3 separate regions of the Homo sapiens genome follow, and all the other regions are linked to region 2. Evidence: read pairs that join two places in POLR2A ChIA-PET (ENCODE). Cell type or tissue: Caco-2. All regions are shown on one strand. Region 1 overlaps SULF2 (sulfatase 2). Region 2 holds the start of LOC100131496 (a long non-coding RNA gene). Region 3 overlaps NCOA3 (nuclear receptor coactivator 3).

What was found. ChIA-PET counts read pairs that join two places held together with the same protein. Peaks named below come from ENCODE experiments on the same cell type or tissue, not always from the same donor. Only the 100,000 strongest peaks of a DNase experiment are listed, where the experiment ranks them.
Region 1: POLR2A ChIA-PET joins it to region 2 with 8 read pairs; 2 of 35 experiments call an interaction of 5 or more read pairs at or near these places.
Region 3: POLR2A ChIA-PET joins it to region 2 with 6 read pairs; 3 of 35 experiments call an interaction of 5 or more read pairs at or near these places.

Annotation. Positions count from the first base shown.
Region 1 is chr20:47,663,081-47,667,080 of GRCh38, forward strand. SULF2 (sulfatase 2) reads right to left here. Exons shown (of 21, transcript NM_001387048.1): 12 at 3,180-3,408; 13 at 2,777-2,873; 14 at 2,119-2,213; 15 at 1,050-1,109; 16 at 373-542; 17 at 1-132. Among named protein-coding and RNA genes, the nearest start is that of SULF2, 120 kb to the right of the region's middle. RefSeq lists enhancers at 126-175, 986-1,125, 1,156-1,205, 1,739-2,724, 2,725-3,708. In Caco-2, a CTCF peak has its summit at 858 (motif pointing right); DNase peaks (open chromatin) are centred at 411, 871, 2,361, 3,371 and 1 weaker place.
Region 2 is chr20:47,317,600-47,321,599 of GRCh38, forward strand. The region is part of intron 2 of ZMYND8 (zinc finger MYND-type containing 8); the gene reads right to left. LOC100131496 (a long non-coding RNA gene) reads left to right here and starts at 903. Exons shown (of 1, transcript NR_024594.1): 1 at 903-3,155. RefSeq lists enhancers at 1-340, 1-723, 724-1,640, 1,641-2,559. In Caco-2, no CTCF peak of the experiment used is centred here; DNase peaks (open chromatin) are centred at 792, 1,512, 2,362, 3,942 and 1 weaker place; H3K4me3 peaks cover 184 bases.
Region 3 is chr20:47,577,316-47,581,315 of GRCh38, forward strand. All of the region lies in intron 1 of NCOA3 (nuclear receptor coactivator 3), which reads left to right. Among named protein-coding and RNA genes, the nearest start is that of NCOA3, 77 kb to the left of the region's middle. In Caco-2, no CTCF peak of the experiment used is centred here; no DNase peak of the experiment used is centred here.

The sequences.
Region 1 (4,000 bases), 350 kb after region 2:
CTGTGTTGAGATCAAAGTACTCTAGGAAGCCAGTTGCAAATTCACAGAAGAGGAAATTGTGAGTCTCATTGATGGTCCTCATGCACCAGTACGTGTTATTGTTGGCGCTGGTGCAGGCACAGAAAGGCCCCACTGCCAAGGAAGAGAGAGCATGTCCTGAGTGCCTGCGGGAGGAGGCCCCATCTGCCAACAGTGATTCCTGTCAGGGACAGCCCCTAAAACCAGTTCGTCAAATGCCAAGAGGCTGTCCCGAGCACCGTGGACCCCTGGTGTTGGGGACCCCCTTTCTGAGAGAGGTCTGGGTCACTAAGTGGAGAAGTTTCTTGAACCCCTGGGCCTCAGCCTGTCCACCCCTGCCCTGGGCTTGCTCACGTGTCCAGAAAGGCGCCGTCTGCCAGTGCTGGTTGTCGTGGGTGAAGCACGTGAGGCCTGGCATGCTGCACGTGTCGTTGTTCTGCAGGCGCTTGAGCAGCTTGCGGAGTTTCTTCTTGCGCTTCTGCTCCCGCAACAGCCACACCTTGTCCTTCTCTTGCAGGCCCTTCCTATGGGCGCAGAGGGCCACACACACCTTGGGCCTCTGAGGGATCAGTGACCCCATGTCTCTGCTCTTCCTGTCCACCTAAGGGCTTCGCTGAGGCTTCTCCAACAGAGAGCCATGGGCATAGCAATTCAGGGTCCCAAGTCCCAGTGCTGCTCCAAGGCAGAGCCGGGACCAGAACCTGGGTCTTGTCATTCTACTTTAACTCCCAAGGGGGCACAAGCTGGGGACAGAACCAGGCAGCTACTGGGACTCCTGTTGACACCCCTTTCCCCTCCTTCCTGTGTCCTGCCCTGCTTGGTGGAGTTGCGGTAACCCCATTTAGCCACAAGGGGGCGTCGGAGGCCCGCTCAGTGTTGATTGGGAAGTAAGGCCTCTTCGAGGGCTACCGTGGACTTCCCAGGGAAGGGCCTGGACTTCTTTCCTTTTCTTCTGAGTTTTAGCTTAAGGGAGGGCCACCTCCTCATGCAGGCCTCTGCATCTCTTCCCCAGGACCTCAAGCTGCTCTTACCTGAAAGGATGCAGACTGGAGCCTCTGTGCTTGAGGCGGCCTTTGTGCTGGGTGTGGTAGCTGTAACAGACCCCCCCAGCCCCAGGCTTCAGGAGTGGCTCAGAGGGCTCCGCTGGCAGGTGCAAGCTGTGATTTCTGGGACTCCCATGTGTTGCTGCTGCCCCACCCCTGTCCCTCCTTCTGGGGTGGTGGTGGGTAGGGCATGACCCTATCCTCAGGGCAGCAGGTGCCTGCCTGAGTGGCTTCTTTCTCCAAGCATGAGCCAGGACTCTGCCTGGACTTTTGCTAGACTTTAGCAGGTTGGGTTAATTGTAATTTAGCCACGACTAGAAGCTGGGCCTGGCTTTAGGTGCATCAGCCTCAGCATCCTTTTTCCTTTCTTTTTTGATGGTTAATTTTACATGTCAAAGCCTCAGCATCTTGAGGTTGGTTCCCTCACCACCCTGCCTACTCACACTTGGTCGGGGTCAACACAGGGAAGCCTGTGTTTTGCAACACTTTCTGGAAAGACAGCAGGGCTTCTACAGCTGTGCTGTCCAGTATGGTAGCCACTGGCCACAGGTGGCTACTTCAATTTGAATTAAGCAAAATAAAAAATTTGGCTCCTTAGTGACACTAGCCAAAATTTTAAGTATGCACCAGCCACGTGTGGTGTAGTGCAGATATAGCCCATTTCCGTCAGCACAGAATGTTCTATTAGAGCTGTTCTAGAGTTCAGTCCTTTGGGCCAGGGGACCCCTAAGCCGGGAACATGGACCTCAAACCACATGGGGGATTTCTGAAAGGGCAATCGGCAGAGGCACTTTTCCGGCCTGGAGCCGGCTCTGCGCAGCCAGCACGGGTCTCTTGCTAGCAGTACTGGAATCTGGGCGCCAGCCTGGCTGAGGAGCAGGTCCGTGTGCCACACTGGCTGACAACAGGGAGGTAAATTACGGATTTTTTTAATGCCATGAGGGGAGAAGATAAAGATAAAAATAAAAAATGAAAGGGGTCAATCACGAGAGGGGATGAACTGAACTGTCCTGTAGGAGAGTGGGGTCTTAGGGAGGTCCCTTTGCTACTGCCTCACCTGATTTTGTGACAGTCACATTCTTCTGGCCGCTTTTTCTTCAGGTGACCTCGGACTTCCCTCAGGTTCTTAATTTTGTTCTGCAGGGTTTCAATCTGAGGGAGGGGCAGAAGAGGAGGCCTTGAAACCTTCAAGGCTGGACAACAAAGACTTGGCCTGGTGACTGCCCCCACGCTGCCGTGTCTGTGCTCAGCAGCGGCAGCCTGCACTCCCCGGGCCCCAGGGCAAGCACCGGCATGTCTGGGTGGGGAGGAGGTACTTGTTCTGCCTGAAGGAAGCCCGCCTTCTCCTCCAGCCAGCCCTTGCAAGGGAACCGAGTCATTTTTCCGGCCTGGCCTGCGCAGGAACCCGCTGAGCCCACTGAGGCCTCCAGTGTCTCCCCTGGGTTTGATGAAAGGCCTCCTGTAGCGTAGACTTCTTGTAAGTCAAAAGGGGGACAACGTGGCTAAGCCATCGTCCCTCAGACGGCCTGGGCAGGAAGCTATCTGTCTCATGCTGGGACTGACACCTATCCCCGCGTTGAGGAATCTGTGGGGACCTCACTTCACCTCTCCAGCCTCTTCCCTGGGTCTGGCCTCACTGCCCTCCCACTGTGAACCGGGGGTCCTGCCAGGCCCGTGGTGGCCGAGAGCATGCTCCTCTCCCGCTCTCCACTCACCTCGTGGTCGATGTGCAGCTTGTGGTCTTTCCAGGCCTGCAGGGACTTGTACAGGTCCAGGTCACACTGGACTGTGTCGTTCTCTAGGATGTAGCACCTGCTTGAGAGAAGGGATCACGTGTGGCTCGGAGGTGGTGGAGGGGGAGCAGCCCAGGTGCCCAAGAGGTGTGGGAAGCCCTTGCCGAGGTCTGTCCTGTCCCCTTCACCCTCGACTTCCACCTGGACACTCACCGATGTGTCACTTTAATGGGGTTGGCGGCTGAATAGTCGGGAAGGCCTCCAGTGCCACTGAAGTCCCCACCATCCTTGTCATCTTGGTCCTCAGGGGCCCAAGAGGTGTGGGAAGCCCTTTGCCGAGGTCTGTCCTGTCCCCTTCACCCTCGACTTCCACCTGGACACTCACCGATGTGTCACTTTAATGGGGTTGGCGGCTGAGTAGTCGGGAAGGCCTCCAGTGCCACTGAAGTCCCCACCATCCTTGTCATCTTGGTCCTCAGGGGCCCCTGGCCAGTGCCGCTTGGTGAGGTTTCGGGGCTGGGCGGCATCACCCAGGCCTACGTGGTACACCCTGCCGTCCACCTCGATGGCCACTGAGCGGATGGAGCGACTGCGGACATAGCTGGCCTTGTACTCTGTGGGCATTAGAGGAGTGGCAGAGTTAGGGAGGCAGGAAAGGCTGGCCAGGCTCCCAGGGCAGTGGGTCCTTCATCAAGATAGGGCCGGGCTTCCAAGCATGAGGCTCAGCTTTGCCTGCGACTCGAGGGGTCGTGGAATCTACCCGCCTGCTCGCAGATCCTGGACCGCAGGGGAGGGCCTCGAGGTGATCACACCGGCAAGACGGAAGTCCTGGAGCCAAGAAGCCACTGACTCAAGAGGATTTCAAGCGAGAGCTGCTTGCGGGTAAACAAATGGCGGTACATCATCTGTACAACGGAATATGCGACCAGAACCAGGAGCGAGGTTCTGATTCACGCTAGAGCGTGGATGAATGTCAAAAGCAGGCGGAGTGAAACCAGCCAGACACAAAGCGGGCTCGTATTGTTACATTCTATTTATAGGAACTACCCAGAATAGGTAAATCTATAGCGGCAGAAAGAAGATTGGTGATTGCCAGGGGCTGGGGGAGAGGGTAGTGAGGAGTGACTGCTTTGTGGGTACGGGGTTCCCTTTTGGGGTGATGAAATGTTTTGGAACTAGGTAGAGGTGTGCAACACTGTGAACCTA
Region 2 (4,000 bases):
CGAAAAGAGAAGCTTGGTCCACAGGCTGAGACAGGCATGACAGGCCACAGGAGTAGGGCAACCAACCATGTGCTTAGCTGGGTCCCGGGCAAACCAGGACACATAGGTCAAGGCATATGCTCTCATGGGCCAGGTTGCAAACGACAGAGAGGCAGGATGCCACAGTGGTGGGGAATCAGCTTTCTGGCGTCAAAATGCATGCAGAACCTGGCTGTGCTCTCCCCTGCAGTGTGACCGTAAAAAGGCAACTTAACCTCTCTGTGCCTCAGAGAGTTTACCACTTTACAAGTGGTACCTTGTAAAGTTATCGAAGAAGTCAATGAGTTAATTCACGTAAAGCTCTTAGTATAATACCTGGCAAATAGTAAGCACCTATTCAATGGTAACTAATGGGTAACTGTATTTTTTTTAACCAATCACTCTTCCTCCTTTTCTTGCTTCTCTTCCACCTCCTCCCCGACTACCGCCCCCCACTCCAAAAACACAGCTTGCTTTCTGGAAGGAGCATGTTAAATCAATTCCACAAGTTCAAAGCTATGGAAAACACCGGCCTGTGTAGACTGGAGACCAGAATCAGCCCAGGACAGGATTTCTGCATTTCAATCAGACTGAAAATGCCAGGTTTCCCCCAGTAACTGTGAAGGCAGGGTCAGAAGCAGAGGCCTGCTCTACAGCCCTTTTCGTAATCACCAGTCCTCCCCTTGGCCTACTTCAAACATGACCACACACTGCTGCTCCCCCAGAAGCAGCAAAGCAGAGCATGGTTAATCACTTCAAAGCGTTTCCCAAAGACACAGAGCAGGTACCCAAACAGGCCTCCCTTCCCCAGGAATATTTGGGGCCCTCCCCAACCAGTAATTACATCATAAAGAGACAAAAGTCCGGAATTTCCTCCTGGCAGAGCATAGAAGTAAGAAATCAGGAGCAAAGGTTGGGGGTGGGGAGGAAGCAAAATTGTCCTCGCAGCAGAGAATGCCTAAGCCAGGAGGAACTTGTAAATGAAAACCGCTCGCATTAGCAAATGATTATTTCCTCCAACGCTGACCGTCTCTTAGACCCACAGAAACTCGAGGACCGGTCTGCACCCTGGCTGACTTGGGCCTGCCAGAGCTGCCGGGCTGAGCCCTCTCCTCCAGAGGACTGCACTGGCCTGAACTGTGCTTATAAAGAATCTCTGCAAATCAACAGGAACTTCTCATCCAGAGCCGGGATAGGGAGGGCTGGAATGGAAATGAGGCTGTGGAATGAAAGGTCACTCTCAACTTGGGGAAAATGGCATTTCACCAGGAACATCAAGTACCTCGGAGGCAGAACATGCGAGGGGCAGGGAACGCCAAGAGGAGGCACTTACCTGCCATTGAGAAAGTGCGGCTGCTCAGAGGGCCTAGCCTCTCTTGTTCAAAAGAGAACAGAGGCTCACCCACAGCAGACATTCCTGCTTCCGGATCCTCAGCGGCCTCTCCCAGGGGGAGGAGGAAGAAGCAAAGAGAACAGGCTAAGAGTCACCACTTACCAGGCCAGCCCCGGTCTTGTACGCATTAGGTCGCCCGGCGGGGCAAGGACACTGTCACCTCTTTGCAATCAGGCAGTCTGAAACCCAGCGACTTGCCTTCATGTCCCCGGGCTTTCGCCTATAATTTATCACCCTCAACAGCAGCTCGGCTGAGCTGAAAGTCTCCGGTGCAGTGCACCGAAGAGCCATTGATTTCGTGGGATTGTGAATAAATACGAGGAACTGCAGTTGTTCTGCTGGCCGAGGTGACAATATCAGAAGGGAGCCTGGGGGGAGGGAAACAGCTGTGGTTTGCATTTTGAAGTTGTTTTTAACATTTTTAGTAATTGTTTCAGATTCTCCAGTTCTGATGCCCCTCTCCTAGAAATGAGAAAACCCATCTTTTATACTTGAGGTATAATCCTTTCCCACTAGACACAGCCTCCTCCACCCTTCTCTCAATAATGCAGAAGTGGTGATTAAAGGGCACATTCATATGTAAAAGGCGAACTTCCAAACTCGCCTGGCAGGACAGAAATTGCTTCAATCTACAGAAAAGAGGCTGATTTACAATTGAATTCAGTGTTTAGCCCTCAACAACTAGAGGCAATAGCAACCGCGGCCCTTTCTCCTCCCCAGCTGGGATGAGGCCCTCTGGAAAAACGACAACATCGCAACAGGAATTTCCTGGATCAAGAATGCCAAGTTCTTTCCAATTTTACTGAGGCAGGATCCGACTCCCTGTGAGAACGCACTGCCCACCACCCACCCACCCCCTCAGCAGGCCCAGGCCCCAAAGGCTCCCTCCAACATGTGTACATGAGGCCCTTCAAACTCGACCGGAACACCACAAAGAATGTGGAGAAACCGGTTGCCTCTGGCCTTTACATTGTGGCTGGCTGAGGAGCTGGTTCTGGTGGCTGACACCCGTTGGCACTATTTATCCAGCCCCTGCCTGGCTTGGGTTCTGGAAATCTCCGGTGGTAGTGGCTTCCAAACTGCAATGGGGAATCGCGGCGTCAGAGGGCAATTCAGAAACAAAAAGACAGTTCTGTGCTGGCAGCATTTGAAGCACAGAAGTGGGTTGGGAGAAGCAAAGGGAAATTAGCTTCAGAAAGGGGGCAGATGAAGGAAGAGGCGCCACTGCTAACCAACCAAGGTCCCCATCTGCCCTGGATGGTATCTCTAAAAGCCACCTAAAGAAGGCAAAATTCTCTACTGAAACGCCAGGTACGAAGGGACAGGCCCTCCACAGTCACCTTGTCACATTCCTTTGGGGAGCGAAGAGTTCAGACCCAACATGTCACCCAAATTACCCTGGCCAGCCACCACGTAAAGATGCTGCGGCTGTGCATGGTGGCTCACGCCTGTAATCCCAACACGTTGGGAGGCCAAGGCGGGCGGATCACCTGAGGTCAGGAGTTCGAGACCAGCCTGGCCAACATGGCGAAATCCTGTCTCTATTAAAAATACAAAAATTAGCCGGGTGTGGTGGCACACACCTGTGGTACCAGCTACTCCTACTGGGGAAGCTGAGGCAGGAGAATCGCTTGACCCCAGGAGGCTGGAGTGCAGTGAGTCGAGATCACGCCATTGCACTCCAGCCGGGGTGACAGAGCAAGATGCCATCTCAAAAATAAATAAATAAAGATGCTTAACATCACTCAGATAGTAGTGGGGTGATTCTAAGAACATGTCCTATTGTCTACAGGGCTCATGGGTGCACAGAAGGATAGACGGGGTAGCCACTGCAACAGGGCTTTGTAGAAAAGTCAGACAGGAACCAACATTGATGCCCATATGTGAAACATCATGATGCAGCCATAAAATGGAATAAAGATGGAATCCCGTCTGCATAGACGGGCATGGTCCAAAATCCAAGTGAAAGGAGACCAGAAATAGAACCAGGGTAAAAGTTTGTTCTCTGAGGCTTCTGGGTTTGCAGAGACATGGAGGAACACCCAGGAAACCCAGTAAACGCTGGACTCCTCTGAATTATTTCTGATCATGTTTACATATTTAACGAAGGTATTTATTAATGGCTTTGGGGAAACTGGGTGATAATGACAATATTTATGGAACACTCACTGCATCCTGGGCACTGCCCAGCCAGGGATCACGTCTGTATCCCTTGTACCCGGCATACAGCAGGAGCTCAGTACACGCCCCCATCATCAAACAAACACTTTTACGGGGCTCAGGTGTTTAGAAGAGTGGAAAGCAGTATCAGCACACCCAGGGGACATCTGGCAATGTCTGGGGACATTTTTGGTTGTCACAACTGGGCAGGAAAAGGAGTTGCGACAGGCATCTACTGGGTAGAGGTGAGGGATGTTGCTAAACATTCTACAATGCACAGGACAGCCCTAAGACAAAGAATGATCAGGCCCAAAGTCCACAGTGCCAAGGCTGAGAAATCCTGGTAGAAAGAAACTTCAGTGAGCTACCAGGCAGGTCTCACCATGTGTAAACACACCACCCACAGAGGTGCATGTATTCATTAAGAAG
Region 3 (4,000 bases), 260 kb after region 2:
TGGTTATGACAACTCTGGACATAATTGCAGAAATTGTACAATTAATGCCTCCCCCTTTGGCTGAGATAAATGGTTTTGGATTTGTCTTGCTTTCACATGTAAATAGTGTTGAACAGTTAACAACCCCATGAAAAAGGCAGGGTAGTTTTTCTCTATTCTTTCCTTATACTCTCATGGGACTCTGGTCTTTTTAATTCTTCCTTTTATCCATGGTGTCTAGCACAATGTGGCACATGGATGCTTAGCAGATGCTTACTGAATGAACATAGCTTTCATTTTAGGAACTTTAGGTCTGTTTATACCTGCTTCCCTTTTCCTAATTAATTGATGGCAGCAACTGTGATTTGCTTATTTCCAAGTGCCAGTGCAGTGCCTGATTCTAATAGATACACAGCAAGCATTTAATTGAAATCGAATTAAAATCTAACACAAGATCATTTCAAGAAGCAGGACTTTACAAAATCTAGGTTTTCAGAAGCCAAGGCGTCTGTTTTCACTGCGTTATTATGAATTTTCAGGCTGATTCCGTATAGAACTAAATGTTTAATTTATTAAATATGTAGAATACATTATAAGTCAGCTTGATTCTTTCTAGTATATATCACAAGATATGTGGTAATACCTGTCTTTATTTTACTAGACATGCATATGCTGTAATTTGAAATAATTCCTTGTCCCCCACTCCCTTATCAAGAAGATTATAGCATTTAAAAAAGATTGTTATAAATGTCTTACCAATGTTCTCCTGGGAAGCAAATACATTTTTACTTAATTGAACATACAATAATGGACTAAGTAATGGGAAAAAAAAATTCTTAAACTGAGTTAAGTTTATATAGCTCAAAAAAAGTGGTACCATTTTATATAACTTTATTATTATTATTTTTTAAGACAGAGTCTTGCTCTGTTGCCCAGGCTGGAGTGCAGTGGCGCGATCTCAGCTCACTGCAACCTCTGCCTACGGGGTTCAAGCGATTCTCCTGCCTCGGCCTCCCGAGTAGCTGGAACTACAGGCGCCCACCACCACACCCAGCTACTTTTTGTATTTTTAGTAGAGATGGGGTTTAGCCATGTTGGCCAGGCTGGTCTCGAACTCCTGACCTCAGGTGATCTGCCCACCTCGGCCTCCCAAAATGCTAGGATTACAGGCATGAGCCACTGCACCCAGCCCCATTTTATATAACTTGAAATGTTCATATGATTTTCAACTTGCATTTGGTCTTCTCCTTTCATTATAGCTACAGATTAGCTGTAGTTGATTGTTGCAAGTGAAACCTGTGGTTAGAGTTTTGATCAAAGATACTTATCACTTGATAAATAATCCCAACTGCAAAAGTGTTGGATTTTGACGTTAAATTTAACACTAATATTTTGCAGCCTTTAACCTGAAATTCATTTGGTGACCCAGTCTACTCTGTAGTACTTTGAAGATTATTGAGCAACAGCTAGCTTTTCCCAGTGACAGTGGCTCCCCTTTTCTGTGATTTTAGGGAAGTGAGGAAGGAGATCCTGGGAGCAGTGCCAGTGGGAGCTTGGAAAGAACAATGGGTTTAATATGATTAATTGTAGAATCCTTGCCCCTTTTCATGTTCAACAGTAAAAGAAAAACATGTTTATAATATTCAGTGGCTGCTTTTTGCCCTGTTGGTGTTTCCAAGCATTATATATTATATAGTTTGGATTTTCCTGTGTATCAACTCCTCTCCCCAATTTTATTCTTTGTTCTGGCTTTGAGGCATATCTTCTCAGACTAGCTATTAACAAGGCTTAATTTGATGTTTGATTTCCCCTCACGTCCTTTTAGGTCTCTGGTGATGAAGGCTTAAAATAAAAACCTAAAACTAAAACAGGGGCCATGTTGTCCAAGATGGACTCAGATTCCTGAGCTCAAGCAATCTTCCTGCCTCAGCCTCCTGAGTAGCTGGCGTTACAGGTGTGCGCTGCCATGCCTGGCCTGGTGATGCAGGTTTTGGTAATGTAGATGTCATCAGTAAACCATTAATTCTACTAGAAAATTTAATGTCCCTGTTACCTTCTCAGATGTCTAATGTTTCTGGAACTTCTCACATTTAGTTTTATGTCAGTATGATTTGGTTTTTGTATGTGTGATTGATGAAAATCTGAATTGTGAAAAGGGATAATCTTGTTTTTGATAAAGAAAAAAAATACTGTCCTAAGAAATCTGCTAGGATTGTTGCCTTTGCAGAATCTTTTTTCCAGACAAGTTTAACTCACCAGCAAATTTACTAACAGTTCTATACTTACAGGATCCTGGTATATAGTAGTACTCCTTTCCAGGTTCCTGGTAGGCAAGCCAATCATTGTTCTGTGACTATTTGCGAATCTCTCTGGTTTAATTATACACTTCCTTGGAGGGGAGAATTTTGTACCTGGCTTGTCTTTGTGTTACTGAACTGAACTGGGTCTATTTTTCTGTGTATGCAATGGAAAGCTGAACACTAAGCACCAAGTTTTTGTAGGAAGAAAAGTTTATTGCAAGGCTGCTGTGTAAGGAGACAGGAGTTGGGCTCAAATCTGCCTCTCTGAACTAGAGTTTGGGTGCAGGTTTTATATTTGGAGAGTAATGAGGTGTGATCTGAGTGGATCCTGCCATGGGATGATGTCAAGGCTTGATTTGGTTGCATCTTCTGTCCTGCCATGTGGTGTCTGCTCTTATTCATTCGCTGTTCCTCAGTTTGATCATTTAGATTCCACCCATGGTTGCATTCTTTGTTCATCTGGGCATGCTGACTTTACATGATCTTCCACCTGGGGGTCCAGCAGTTAACATTTGGGTCCAAGGGTGCAGATTGGCAGGGTCAGCATTCCTTTGAGAAGTACGAAGACCAGCACTATAACACTGGAGTATTAATCTAGGCCCTCTCACCACCTTCTACACGAGGCAGCAGTAATTGTTTCCTAGGTCCATTATGCTACTAGATACTTTCTGACTCAAATTCCTTTCCTGGCCGGGCACGGTGGCTCATGCCTGTAATCCCAGCACTTTGGGAGGCCGAGGTGGGCAGATTTCTTGAGGTCAAGAGTTCGATACCAGCCTGGCCAATGTAGTGAAACCCTGTCTCTACAAAAATTAGCTGGGCATGGTGGCATGCACCTGTAATCCCAGCTACTCGGGAGGCTGAGGCAGGAGAATCGCTTTAACCCGGGAGGCAGAGGTTGCAATGAGCCGAGATCATGCCCCACTGCACTCTAGCCTGTGCAACAGAGTGAAACTCCATCCCCCACCCCCATCCCCCCAAAAAATCCTTTCCTTATCCCACCTCTTTTGTTCCTTAGGTGCTAACCCCACCCCATGACCCTCCTTCGTCTTTCCTAATAAAGGAAAAAACATAAGAGAACCATTTTAGAAGTCAAACCTGATTTAAAACAGGGCCAGAAGATCTTAGAGGTTCTTTACAGAAGTTCTGCCTACCTTTTCTCCGTTCATCTTACACGAATTAAATTGGATAGCATAAAAATTCAAGTTAAAAAACATAACATTCGGTCCGGTATGGTGGCTCACACCTGTAATCCCAACACTTTGGGAGGCCGAGGCAGACAGATCACTTGAGCTCAGGAGTTCAAGGCCAGCCTGGGCAACATGGTGAAACCCTGTCTCTACAAAAAATATAAAAATTAGCTGGGTATGATGGTGTGTGCCTGTAGTCCCAGCTCCTTGGGTAGTTGATGTGGGAGTATTGTTTGAGCCTCGGAGGTCGAGGCTGAGGTGAGCCATGACCATACCACCACACTCCAGCCAGTCTGGGCACAGAGTGAGATCCTGTCTCAAAAAGAAAAAGAAAAAAGCTACAACTTTGGTGCACAAAATTATTAAAAATATTATATAAAATTACCTTCAGGCTGTGTGTATAAGTAACATAAATGAATTTTATGTTTGGACTTGGGTTTCTTCCCCTAGATATCTCAGTATGCATATGCAAATATTTAAGAAATCTGAAAAAAATTCGAGACACTTATGCTTCTAAGCATTTTGCATAAG